Linked DNA regions of Homo sapiens: regions 1, 3 and 4 are each linked to region 2. Evidence: chromatin contacts called from ENCODE Hi-C or POLR2A ChIA-PET data. All regions are on one chromosome and are shown on one strand. Each heading gives the region's core, a stretch centred on a gene start or an enhancer-like site at or near the end of the contact. The rest is flanking DNA. Distances are from core to core; before and after follow the strand shown. Region 1 overlaps C5-OT1 (C5 3' UTR overlapping transcript 1). Region 2 overlaps MEGF9 (multiple EGF like domains 9). Region 3 holds the start of TRAF1 (TNF receptor associated factor 1). Region 4 has its middle 14 kb from the start of PHF19.

Region 1 (2,912 bases), core at 7-2,506, 250 kb before region 2:
TAGCCATAGCCATTCAAAAGTAGAGTCAGGTCCAAGTTCCTTATTGCTGGGGCCATCTGAGCAGAGTCTAGCTGCCACCTTCCAGGGATGTTTCTGGGCAATTCAAGGTAGGGGGCTTAATGTCCCTTCAGTGCTGAGAGACTTTTAATAGTCAAGAAAACATCTACTTGACTGCTTTAATAAAAAGGTGAAGTTTTCACATCTGAAAAACAGAAGTACTAATAATACCCAAGTCAGAGGATTTCTGCAAGGCTCAAATGAGATAATACAGATAATGCACATAAAATGATTAGCACAGTGCCTGGCACAATAAAAGTAACTTGTGGCTGGGTAATAATACCTCTCTGGCACACTAGAGGTGGTAAATTCAATAATTTTTTACCTGTGAACATCCTACTTAGATTCATAAAATATTGACATTTAAAGATCCTCTAGAGATCATCTCATCAATGCCTCCCCATTTCACAGACCAGGAAGCAGGCCCAGGGAGGAGCCAGGACTCACCAAGAGGGTTCCACAACAGAGCTGGGGCTAGAACCCGCAGCACCAGGCTCCTCTGCCTTCCTATATGCAGCCTGGTGTCTCCTCAGGGCCTAATAGAAACATTGCCTGCAGGGGCAAGCAGAGACCCGAGCCTGGTGGTGAGGGCCAGGGCTAACATGTCTAACAGATGAGTTGGGAGCAATCAGAGGGTTTTGGTGTTGTTGTTGTTAGGCTGGAGGGGTGTGTGTGTGTGTGTGTGTGTGTGTGTTGGTGTTGGAAGGGTGGTCGGTGGGAGGGGGGTTGAAACTGAATGAGACAAGAGAAATTGGAGTTAAGGAAAGGATTGTTTGGCTTAATAATATATTTTCCAAATAAAGAACCTTTAGGAAATTAGAGCCAGGACTAGACTGTAATTCTCTGAGGGCAAAGGAAGAGGAAGGGAAAGGAGATATGCTTAGAGTTGGAGGAGAAGGCAGAAAGGTTTCCTGAGTCTGTTAGGGCCTTGGGGCAAGGCTGGTCGTCATTCATCCTCTTCTTGCCTCCTCCTTTCACCTCTAAAGGCGAAAGGCCAAACTGTGGTCTGTTCATTAAATAAATGCTGGGTGTCGAAATTAAAATGGCTCACTGATTTGGCTATGTTGTGTGTGTGTGACTGACAGACAGAGAGAGAAAGGAGGAGTTAGTATGGGGAAGTGATACAGTGAAGAAGTAAGACATTGAACCATGAAACAGAGGAGCTGCCCTGACTTGTGGCCTTGGGAGAGTTCCTGAACCTCATCAAGTCTCAATTTGCCCATCTAGAAAGCGGAAGTAACATTATCAGCCCTAATGGGTTATAATGATTAGGAAAAACACCTTAGTGCCAACTCAGGAGCCCACAATCTGTGGCAGTCAGCTGGAGTGTGATTTCCAGCTGTCTTAACTCTCTAGGCCTCAGTTCTATCTTTTAAAAATAATGAAAGAATTTCCCCCAACCCAATTTACAGATTTGTTGCAAGGATGAAATAAGATCCAACAAGTGAGAGAAATTTTAAAATGTAGAATCTTGCACAAATATAAACATAGCATTAAAAACAAAAAGCATCTTTGTGCTAAGATACCATAGACAGAGACTGCCTGGTGTGCTTTTTTAAAAATTGGGAAAAGACCACTATCTTAAAAAACAACCTCCTCCAGTGCCTCGAATTTTCCCATTTGCCTTCCTCTTTTGGTCCTCAGGACTGTCAGCCTTAGAACAATGCTATACAAAGTGTGGTCCCTGGCCGCCTGGGAGTTTGTCAGGAATGCAAATTCCCAGACCCCACCCCAGACCTACTGAAACAGAAAATCTTGGGAGCAGAGCTCGGAGATCTATATTTTAATAAGATATCCAGGCCTGGCGTGGTGGCTCACGCCTGTAATCCCAGCACTTTGGGAGGCCGAGGCAGGTGGATCACGAGGTCAGGAGATCGAGTCCATTCTTGCTAACTCGGTGAAACCACGTCTCTACTAAAAATACAAAAAAATAGCCGGGCGTGGTGGCGGGTGCCTATAGTCCCAGCTACTCGGGAGGCTGAGGCAGGAGAATGGCGTGAACCCGGGAGGTGAAGCTTGCAGTGAGCCGAGATTGCGCCTCTGCACTCCAGCCTGGGTGACAGAGTGAGACTCCATCTCAAAAAAAAAAAAAAAAAAAATCCAGGAATATTATAGGCATGTTAAAGTTTCAGAAGTGTTGTTTAAGAGCTTGTGAAAGTGCAGGTTCTCATTCTATAGGTCTGGGATGGGTCATCCTGTTAACTTTTGTACGGTTTTAATAATTTTTCTTTTTTTCTTCTAATTACCATAATTTTATAATTACAGGTTGAGCATCCCAAATCTGAAAATCCAAAATCTGAAATGCTTCAAAATTTGAAACTTTTTGAGTACCAACATGACACCACAAATGAAAAATTCCACACATAAGTACTTAACACAAACTTTGTTTCATGTAAAACATTGTTTAAAACATTGTATAAAATTACCTTTAGGGGATGTATATAAGGTATACATGAAACATAAATGAATTTTGTATTTAGACATGGTCCCATCCCCAAGATATCTTATTGTATGTATATGCAAATATTCCAAAATCTGAAAAAAATCTGAAATCTGAAACACTTCTGGTTCCAAGCATTTTGGATAAGGATTACTCAACTGGTACCTTAGTCTGATTAATTTATTCTCAGCTTCTATGTATTAGTTCTTAGGGATTCTTTTTTTTAACTTCACCTTTTTTGTAATGTTCCTAGCAAATGTTATTCATGTTATTTCACTTTTTAAAAATTATGCCATTGCTCTAGTGGCGGAGCAGGAAGCAAAGGAATACAGGGCCAGCATGCTGCTGAATGGGCCTGGCAGCAGCAGAACTACGTGAAGAGGCCTCTGTGTTCCTGGAGGTTTATGGACAGAGG
Region 2 (3,014 bases), core at 183-2,682:
GATAGTCACTAGCCACAAAAATTGCCTGAAGTACCTACCATACCTGCTAAACATGAAACTTTCTTTTTGGCCTCCTTTTGTGTATAACCAGCTGTATCATGAGATTGCATCTACTCTGGGAAGAAAAGGCTGTTGGGCAAACTGTCTTGTACTTATGTTTAAAAAAGTAGAATAACCTAGGGCAGTAGAATCTCACTTTGAAGAAATGAAGAAGTGGAGGCCCATAATTATGAAATGATTCGTATAAATGTAAAACACTTAGAATTCCTGGCATAAATTGGCCTTCTAAATATTAGCTGTACTTTTTATTGCATATTGAAAACTTAGTCCTTCGGACTTTTTACTTCACTGCTTCCAATCCTTTTAAATTCTTCATTACCTCTAATCCTCTCAATTCTGTTGATAAGCAGTGTTACCCAACTTTACAAATAAAGAACCTGAATCTAAGATGAGGTTAAGTTGTTTGCCCAAAGGTCACAGCCAAGTGCTAGTTAGCTGGGATTCAAACCCAGATCTATCTTATTTCTTAAGCTCTTTCTAGGATGGCAAAATGACATGCTAAATGTAGGTTGAGTTTAATGTGTTCTATTATATCCTTCTAACCACTGTTAGTTGTAATGCATCTTTTGCCCCTGCCACCTTTGCTTCTCTTTTCTGATTTGTAGTCATTATTTTACTGTCCATATCATATATCTGTTTACTACTCTCTTCAGTTTTTCTCCTGATTCTTTGGAGTAGAAAGTATGCATTTTACCCAAAAGAAAAAGTACATCCTCACATACTGCTCTGTCCATTTTACTTTTACCTTTATTTTTTTTTTTTTAGCCTAATTGATTTGTACAGTGGATTGGTTTCCAGAGGAGAAGACTTGGATGTCTGTTATGAGTCAGATGAGTAAAGTTATACATTAGCCAGGATGACATTTAAGGGCTAATAGCCTACATCCCCAAACTAACAGTCATTTTAGCCAGTGTAAAACATGAAACACAAGTTGGTCAGAAATAGAGACAATAGCAAATAATGGTATTGAGTTGCTACAAATGCTTTGCAACCTAGTAATGTACTTTTATATGTATCAATTATTTTTAACTTGTGAATAATACTGAAAAATTCCAAATGGATTCCAGACATTTATTGCCAACAAAAATGTTTACTTAAACTTGCTGTTTTAGAGAATTATTTTTCTTAGCATATGGTCTTTCTTGTTAATAGCAAGCCTTTTAACAGTTTATCAGAATGTAAGCATTTCTCTTTGCTATACTTCTTTTAGTTGATGATCTTGTGTAATAGAGCACTCATTTAGAAATACACACACTTAAAATCTGTGATTAAATGGTCTTCAGGGACTAAAGCCACAAGCAGCAGGATGCTGTTGCTTTCTGTTTCCTTATTGCTTAACCAATCTGCAATGGTATCATCCTCTTTTTCCTTTTTCTTCTTCTTCTTCTTCTTCTTTTTTTTTTTTTTTTTTTGGTTAACCAGACAAAATTTCAAATCCTCTTTATTTTTTCTTGCCATGCTCAAATTGGTCTTTAACAGTGCTTCACTAAGATGCTTCTGTTTGACTTTACATTCACTTTTATTTAAGTAACAAAGAAAAGGGTGTGCTTTTGTCAATAAGTTTACACTGGGCTTTCTGTTATACAAAATAAGGTTCTTTTACATTCATCAGATCTTTGTTAATCACCCACTGTGCACCTAGCTGGGCTAGATAGATACTGGAAAGACAAATAAGACCTGGTTTCTGTCATTGAGAACATAGCGAAGGATATGGAAAATTAGACTACAGAATGGTAAGTTCTATCATAGTGGTATGTACTACAGAAGCAAAGAGAGGACTCCTTACCCAGACTTTTAGGGGATGAAGGACAATGTCAGGAAAGGCTTTCTGTGGGATGTTTTCTCTCAGTGGAGTCTTGAGAACAAATAGGAATTATTCAGGTAGAAGAGGGGAAGGACACTCTAGGAAAAGGGAGCAGCAGCCTGTTGAAAAAGTACAGAAGTAAGAGAGCACATACATGGCCCATTTAGGGAACTGAAGTCCTGAGTGGCTCGAGTAGGGGAGGAAAAGGTACATGAAGGTGGAACAGGGAATGAAGAGATTTGTGGCTGGGATGGTCCAAAGTTGTCAAATCATGATGTGCTTTCCATGTCATGCTCAGAAATTGATTCTAAGAGCCATGAAGAAGTATAAGCCAGGAAGTGACATGGTGAGATTTGTGTTTGGAAAGATCAGTCTAGAAACTGCAACATACTTCTATAAGTGTAAATGATCATCAGAGAAGATAATTAGAGGGCACTTACTGTCTCTTTAAATCTTTTCCATCATTAATTTTGGATTAAATGCTAGATAACATAATAATAGAGGGTTTATGAATTAGTTTCCTGTCTTCTGTTATTAAGCAAACATTTGAAACCTATTTTACTTGTTGGTATAACACATAGACTTAGATAATTAAAATTAGAGACTTGACAAAGCTACCAATTGGTGCTGGACCTCTTGATGGATCTGATGTTAGGTTAAACAAACACAAGTGCCTTCTGTATGCCAGGCAGTGTGCTAGGAACTGAAGAGAGAATGGTGAATGACTTAGGCATTCACAATCTAGTGGAGAGACAGATTCATACACAAATGCAAGTGCTCTAGAATACTTATGTATTAGATTCCTTAATGTACATTTTCACTTTCAGTCCTTACCTTAAACTTAAATATGGATGAGGAAACCGAAGATAAGAAGTATTTAACTTACTCAAGATCATGTAATAATGAGTGGTACATAGCCACAATTCAGTATTCGAAGTACCTAACTCAATTTATTCCGTACCATATTATACTGCTTCTCTTGACAAGGCAATGCATATGTACTTTTGAGCCTGAAGTAGTTTTCTTCCTCTCTTTTCTTAATTCTTTCTAATGCTACCCAAACCGGTAATGTTCAGCCTTGAAGTATCCAGTCATTGTTGGTTAAAAGTGCAGGCTCTGAAGTCAGATTGTCTGGATTCCAATCCCAGCT
Region 3 (2,916 bases), core at 414-2,913, 230 kb before region 2:
GCCGGGTCAGGTGCTGGCAGGAGGGCTGGTTGGATAGAAACTGGGGCGGGCCCAGGGCATTTGGCGTCCCCGACATGCGTATACACTTGGAGAGATGATTCCCTGGAGATCCAAGTGCCTGTATAGACAATCTTTTCTAGAAGTTCTACCGTTAGGTGAGGCGAGAGTAGATGTAGAAATTGGAGACGAGAATAAAGAGTGTTTTAAAAGCGTGCGTGGTTACAGGACTGGCTCTGGGTTCAGGGGTCCCCACTCACTAGCTGTGAGACCTTGAACAAGTCGCTTAGCCTCTCTGTGCCTCAGTTTTCTCATCTGTAAGGTGGGGATGATGATGGCAATACCTGCTTCACAGAGTGAAAATTAGATGAGATGATGTCTGTAAAATTACGTAAGACGGTACCCAAAAGTAGTACTATTTTTCCCTTTTCTTATTAGAGCAGGTTGCGCACGTTTTGATGTCCGTGGGAATGAGCAGGTAGAGAGGGTGGTATTGAGGCCGGAGGGGAGAGAAGGGACCCACAGATGGGGAGAGAAGTCTTGGGTGCCTGTTTTATCCCAAACCAGGGGAAGGAGGGAACAGGTAGGGCTGGCTGCAGGAAAGCTTGCAGGTATGGGGTACACAGTTAAAAGGGAGTGTCTTCTGATAGTCTTGATGCAGGCCTGGAGGTCGTTTGTTATGGGGGTGGAGGTCCTGATGTACATTGTGGCGGTAAGATGCCGTGCTGTCTTTGCCACCAGCCTGTGGCAGCCCTGGTGTTACACCAGGGCAGGTGGGCAGTTTAATGTATCTCAGGCCAGATGACCTGCCCTGCCCACCTGTTGAGGCTCCAGTAGATAGACGTGAAAGCACAGTATAAGCATAATGCACCACTTTAATCCTTTTCTCTGAGGAGCTGGAAGGCCTGTAGTCACCATCTGAGCCAAATGTCATTCAAGTACTTCACTTGGGTTACACACCACACTTTGACCCACTATCTCATTTAGTCATCACAACAAATGGGTGAAATAGGTATTATTGTCCCATTTTACAGATGCAGAATCTGAGTTTCAGGGAAGTTAAGGACTTTGTCCCAGGGCCCACAGTTAGTAAGCAGTGGACCCAGGATTTCAACTCAGCTCTGTCTGACCTCAAAACCCATGATCTGAAACCACTGTGAAAGTTTGCAAAACCTCTGTAGCAGCCAAGCAGGATGGAAAGATGTGTAGGGATTGTCTTCTCCATTTGATAGATGAGACAAGAGCTGGGTACTCTGATCTCCATCCCAAGCACACAGAGCTTGGGGCCCCACAGCCCTGGTGTGAATCCCACTCCACTACCAGAGGCTGTGTGCCTTTGGACCAGGCATCTTGCTTCTCTGACCCTATATACAGCTGCAGAAGAATTCCTTGCAGGTTGCTGTAAGGATTTGGAGGGAAACTGTTGCCCAGCACACAGTACACATTCTGGGAGCCATCGTTTCCCCAGTGCACTTTTCCTGCAAATGTGGATCTACATCCCACTTGGATGCTGAGACCAGCTGCTGTGATCTTGCATTTGTTTAGCGCTTTGTTCTCCTTGAGGCAGTAAAGTGGTGGCACCTGACCGGAGCATGTAGCCACCTATGACTTCCTGAGTGGGGTGGTGTGGGGAGGGCCCTGAGGAGTCTGTGGTCCTAGGCCTTGGATTTCATCAGGGCTTTCCTGCTCCTTCTGGTTGCCTCAGTCCCAGGCAAGATAGGGTCCCAGAATCTTACAGCCCAGAGGCCACCTGTTGCAACTTCTTTTTTACAGATGGAGTCATCAGAACCCACTGTGAGGAAGTGACTTCTCCTTGAGGTCACCCAGACACTCCAAACAGAGCAGAGCAAAAGCGCCTAGAACTTGAAATTTTGGACCTGTCTCCAACACCCTGGGGATTTCCACCAGGAAGGTGAGCACCCCCACTGAGAATTCCAGGCTGCTCAGAGGTGCCAGGGAACACAGACCAGGGACCAGCTGTGGCCCCCTCCTCCGATGTGCCCAGGGAAGTGGGGGAAGCCAGCGGCAGCCTGCGATTCTCAACCAGGGGAACTCTCACTGTGCTTTCTGAGAGTCTGTGACACGGGTCATTTTCTCTGACTTGCTCTCTTGCTTTTTCTCACTCTAAAAAAAAAAAAAAATGACTGGACACTCCTAAAGCCTTCAGTCACCATCCAGGGGATTTTTATCGCCACAAAGGGTAATTCCTGCTCCATCCCTGCTGTGACTCAGCTGTGACGTTGAACCACACAAGCCAGAGAGAAGAAGATAAAGTCATCAGAGCTCCTACTCACCAGAGAGTGAGGCCCAGGCCAGGACTCCACAAGGCTGGTCCCCTGCCCTGGAGCAACTTAAACAGGCCCTCTGGCCAGCCTGGAACCCTGAGATGGCCTCCAGCTCAGGCAGCAGTCCTCGCCCGGCCCCTGATGAGAATGAGTTTCCCTTTGGGTGCCCTCCCACCGTCTGCCAGGACCCAAAGGAGCCCAGGGCTCTCTGCTGTGCAGGCTGTCTCTCTGAGAACCCGAGGTGAGGTGATGGAGGAGCGGAGGGTGGGCAGAAAGTGGGTGCCAGGGAGGGACCCCTGATGGGAGGTGAGGGGCAGAGGAGCCTGTGACTTCAGGCGGTGACTTTTCTTCTCTGGGCCTCAGTTTCCACACCCTTTTCTCACACTCCCTGACACTGCCCCTCTGGCTGTGGTGGAAGGAGAGGAAGCCACAGAAAGGCATCAGCTCCCACAGGGGAAAGCCATCCACACCGAGGAGAGCCTCGAGGCTGTGAGGCCACTGTCTCACTGTGTGGTCTGGTGCTCTGCTAATGTCCCTAAGCCGCAGCTCGCTTGTCTGTAAAGCTGTTTTCTGTGTCATAGAATTGTTAATGAAGCCCAATGAATAATAATCACAAAAGTCCTTATAATAACAA
Region 4 (2,972 bases), core at 37-2,536, 200 kb before region 2:
TAGTCAGCTTGGCTAAGGTCCCAGTCGCTAGGAAATGGCAGGGCTATTGTCTTTCCATCTCTAAACTGCTGCTTTCCACTCTACCATCCTGCCCTCATTTCCTGAACACCTGCTCTGTGCAAGGCCCTGTGTGCAACCACAAAATGAATCATTCAAGTAGTCATGTATTCAATAACCCTTTTTTTCAGCACTTACTATTTTTATGGGCTTATTTATTTATAGCATGCCTTATTTCAGAAAGCACTTAACTTCTTTATTTGATATACAAGCATAAAATTTTACAGGAGTGGTCATGTGACAAGCATCAAACGAAAAACAGAAGTTGGAAAGGTCAGAAGCACCCAGGAATGACAGGTATACAAGTGTGGACCTTGAGGTCCTATATGCCATGGGGACAGGCCACAAATTGCCCTCTGACCTTTCTAGCAGCTAAAACTTGATCCCACGCAATTCAGTGTCCATAAGACACTGGCACACCATTGCTGAGGCAAATCAAAACTCTATTAGGCCCTGAGACCTGAGAGGTATTTTTTTAGAGAGTTGGCATGAAGAGAACACTGTTAAACGTGAGGAACAATGTCCCCAAACAGCCTCCCAATTGCACGTACGGCACAAGTCTCAGGGGCCGTTTCCTGTACCCGCTCCCCACCGCCTCCCCACTCCTACTCCGTGCTGGCCCAAGTCCCATAGCAGGAAAACAGCTCAAAAAAGAGAGAGCCGAGACAAGGCCAGGCAAGCACACCACCCTCTAGCTTCATCCACGTGTGGGGTTTGCCGCAAACATTGGTAATAGATGCTAAATTCAGGTCCCAGGTAAGTTTTGTTTGGTCTGAGCTGTGTACTTAAATGGCTTGAATTAGTTGTCAGCTTTAAACAAGTTTCACCTTTTTAAAAATTCAGATTTTTGGCATTCTCTTTTTAAAAAAGAGGGACTTGACAACATGGGGCCCACATTCCCAAAGGACAAGAATTTGCTAGAGCCAGTCGTTTTCCAGTCCCCGCATGGTCCCCTGGAGGCCTTTCTTTGCTTTGAACTTTCCTACCTGGCTCTGCAAGGCGTCAGGGGTTTGCAGCCTGTTTTAGGATGTTTTGAGCCCTGGCACATTTGTGTGCAGAAGGATCACCAGGAGACTTGTTTATAGCACAGGGTCCCTGGTCTGGCTCCTTGGATTTGGGGTGGGGCTCAGACAGGCATCCTTCTACCAGGTGACTGTGATGCTTCCGTCTCTCCTAACAAGCACGGAAGACTGGGTGGGGCCTGTGGGGGACTATACAGCTGCTCAATGCTACTGACTCAGATAAACAGATGACTAGTTTTCTTTCAACACAACAAATATGGCAAATATAGTGGGGTTCCGAGTTCAAGGTTATACTCCCCGAGGTGCCTGGAGTGCAGCTCCTCTAAGTGGCTGGGTGGGTCTTGAGTCGTGTGCTGTAAATTATGGTGGCGCTCCACCTGGGCTGCACCTTGAACCACCCGGGGAGCTTTTCAACCCACACTCTTCACCCCATGCCTAGGCCACATCCAGGCCAATCAAACCAGAGTCTCTGAAGATAAGAACACAGGCATCAGCATGTTAAGGTTCCCGGGGTGATCCCAAAGTACGGCAGGTGTGCGGGCTTAAGATTGAGCAAGGTTCTCTAGGCCAATACCTTCTCTAGATATTGACTGTAGCTGGACCAAGTTCCTCAGAGAGGGGAGGGGAGGGAAGGAGAGGAGAAGAAGGGGAAAGGAGGGGAGAGGAGGGGAGAGAAGGGAAGAGGGCGGGAGAGGCAGATGAGTAAATGGATCCTTACACTAACTGTGATGAGCAGAAACCCAGGCGCTCTGGGGCATGAGCAGGGATACCTAACCCAGCCCTGGGGGCTCAATCTCTCCCCACCCCTGCAGGAGAGGCTTGGGGTGAGTTTTGGGAATAAGGACCATCCAGCCACATGACGAAGGGGAAGGAAAATCCCCATCAAGGCAAAAACACAGTCCAAGGCTCTGAGGCCCAAATTCCGGGGAGAGGGGTGAAGGTTGTTTGTCGCACCTGGGTTAAAGGGTGGGGGTGGAGAGTAGGAGAAGAGGCTACACAGGTGAGAAGGTGTCAGATCACAAAGGGCCTTGTATGCCAAACTAAGAAGACTGAACTTGACCATGAAGTTAGGCAGACCCTCTGGAGAGTTTTAAAGCAAGGAGTCGTGTGGATGAACAAACCTGTGATGGGCTGGGGTTACCAAGGAGGGCTTCCTGGAGGAGGTCAGACTTGAGCTGAGGGAAGGATAGGATTTGGAGAGCTGACATTCTGATGAGCGGCTTCGGTTAAAGCTCACAAAAACCCTTCCCTCCCCCATGCCCTTTGAAATCATTTGAATCAAAGATTGCGTGTGTTAAAGACATGTTTGTCTGTTATCTGAAAGCTGTGGTTTCTCTTTAACAGATTCAGGGCCTCATCCTTTGACTCGGAACCAGGAAGGAATTAGGAGCGAGTCCTCCTGCCCAGAGAGCTAATTACTGAAATTCAGTGGCCTCACCAGGGCGAGTGGCGTCACCGGCCTGCATCCCCCAACAGCTCCTAATTTCTAACTGGTCAAAGTTAGACATTTCAGTACATTTTTATGGGCTGCCCAAAGCCAGCTGGAAGCTTTTTTTCCATAAACTCTCCCTGAGACAAGTAGCCAGGTTTCACATATTAAAATGAAAACGTCAAAAGCGTTAACAGGAAAAAAAAAAAAAAAAAAAAAAGCAGGCTCATTTGTGAGGCCTCAGCTCACAAAACCTGAATCAGGGTCCAACAGCATCTGCCTGTTTTTATTCTGCAAAGCTGAGATCAAGTTAAAAGGATGATGATAATCACTTGTTTATCTATTCACTCAGCAAACACTTATGGGACATTTACTGGGTGCCAGGTCTTGAACTGGGCACTGAGATGAGAAGCTGCCTGAGGCATGATGGTCCCATCCCACTGCCCTCCAGGGCTCAAAATACT

What was found. A loop is a pair of places that touch in the nucleus more often than their neighbours do. ChIA-PET counts read pairs that join two places held with the same protein, here RNA polymerase II (POLR2A). Pooled maps may share reads with other maps.
Region 1: a pooled map shows a loop between it and region 2 (4-fold over the local background). The contact joins two enhancer-like sites. A Hi-C loop is called at or near these places in 2 of 37 single-sample maps with no recorded cell type and 3 of 50 pooled maps. POLR2A ChIA-PET finds 5 or more read pairs at or near these places in 1 of 52 experiments (OCI-LY7).
Region 3: a loop to region 2 is called in a map with no recorded cell type, with 3 times the contacts of the local background. The contact joins the promoter of TRAF1 here to the enhancer-like site in region 2. A Hi-C loop is called at or near these places in 4 of 37 single-sample maps with no recorded cell type and 3 of 50 pooled maps. POLR2A ChIA-PET finds 5 or more read pairs at or near these places in 1 of 52 experiments (OCI-LY7).
Region 4: a map with no recorded cell type shows a loop between it and region 2 (9-fold over the local background). The contact joins two enhancer-like sites. A Hi-C loop is called at or near these places in 1 of 37 single-sample maps with no recorded cell type and 3 of 50 pooled maps. POLR2A ChIA-PET finds 5 or more read pairs at or near these places in 2 of 52 experiments (CD8-positive, alpha-beta memory T cell and activated B cell).

The regions. Positions count from the first base shown.
Region 1 is chr9:120,942,920-120,945,831 of GRCh38, reverse strand. It overlaps C5-OT1 (C5 3' UTR overlapping transcript 1), which reads left to right. Exons shown (of 2, transcript NR_148450.1): 2 at 2,323-2,912. Among named protein-coding and RNA genes, the nearest start is that of C5-OT1, 8.5 kb to the left of the region's middle. RefSeq lists an enhancer at 937-986. Within about 2 kb of position 1,256, at least 3 of the 41 ENCODE cell types and tissues checked have a DNase peak (open chromatin) inside an H3K27ac peak, as active enhancers do.
Region 2 is chr9:120,691,734-120,694,747 of GRCh38, reverse strand. All of the region lies in intron 1 of MEGF9 (multiple EGF like domains 9), which reads left to right. Among named protein-coding and RNA genes, the nearest start is that of MEGF9, 21 kb to the left of the region's middle. RefSeq lists an enhancer at 1,199-2,009. Within about 2 kb of position 1,432, at least 3 of the 41 ENCODE cell types and tissues checked have a DNase peak (open chromatin) inside an H3K27ac peak, as active enhancers do.
Region 3 is chr9:120,925,543-120,928,458 of GRCh38, reverse strand. TRAF1 (TNF receptor associated factor 1) reads left to right here and starts at 1,663. Exons shown (of 8, transcript NM_005658.5): 1 at 1,663-1,909; 2 at 2,158-2,523. The coding sequence starts at 2,384. RefSeq lists enhancers at 1,385-1,704, 2,045-2,384, 2,845-2,914, 2,511-2,916.
Region 4 is chr9:120,890,030-120,893,001 of GRCh38, reverse strand. It overlaps a transcript of PHF19 not described here. Among named protein-coding and RNA genes, the nearest start is that of PHF19, 14 kb to the right of the region's middle. RefSeq lists an enhancer at 162-381. Within about 2 kb of position 1,286, at least 10 of the 41 ENCODE cell types and tissues checked have a DNase peak (open chromatin) inside an H3K27ac peak, as active enhancers do.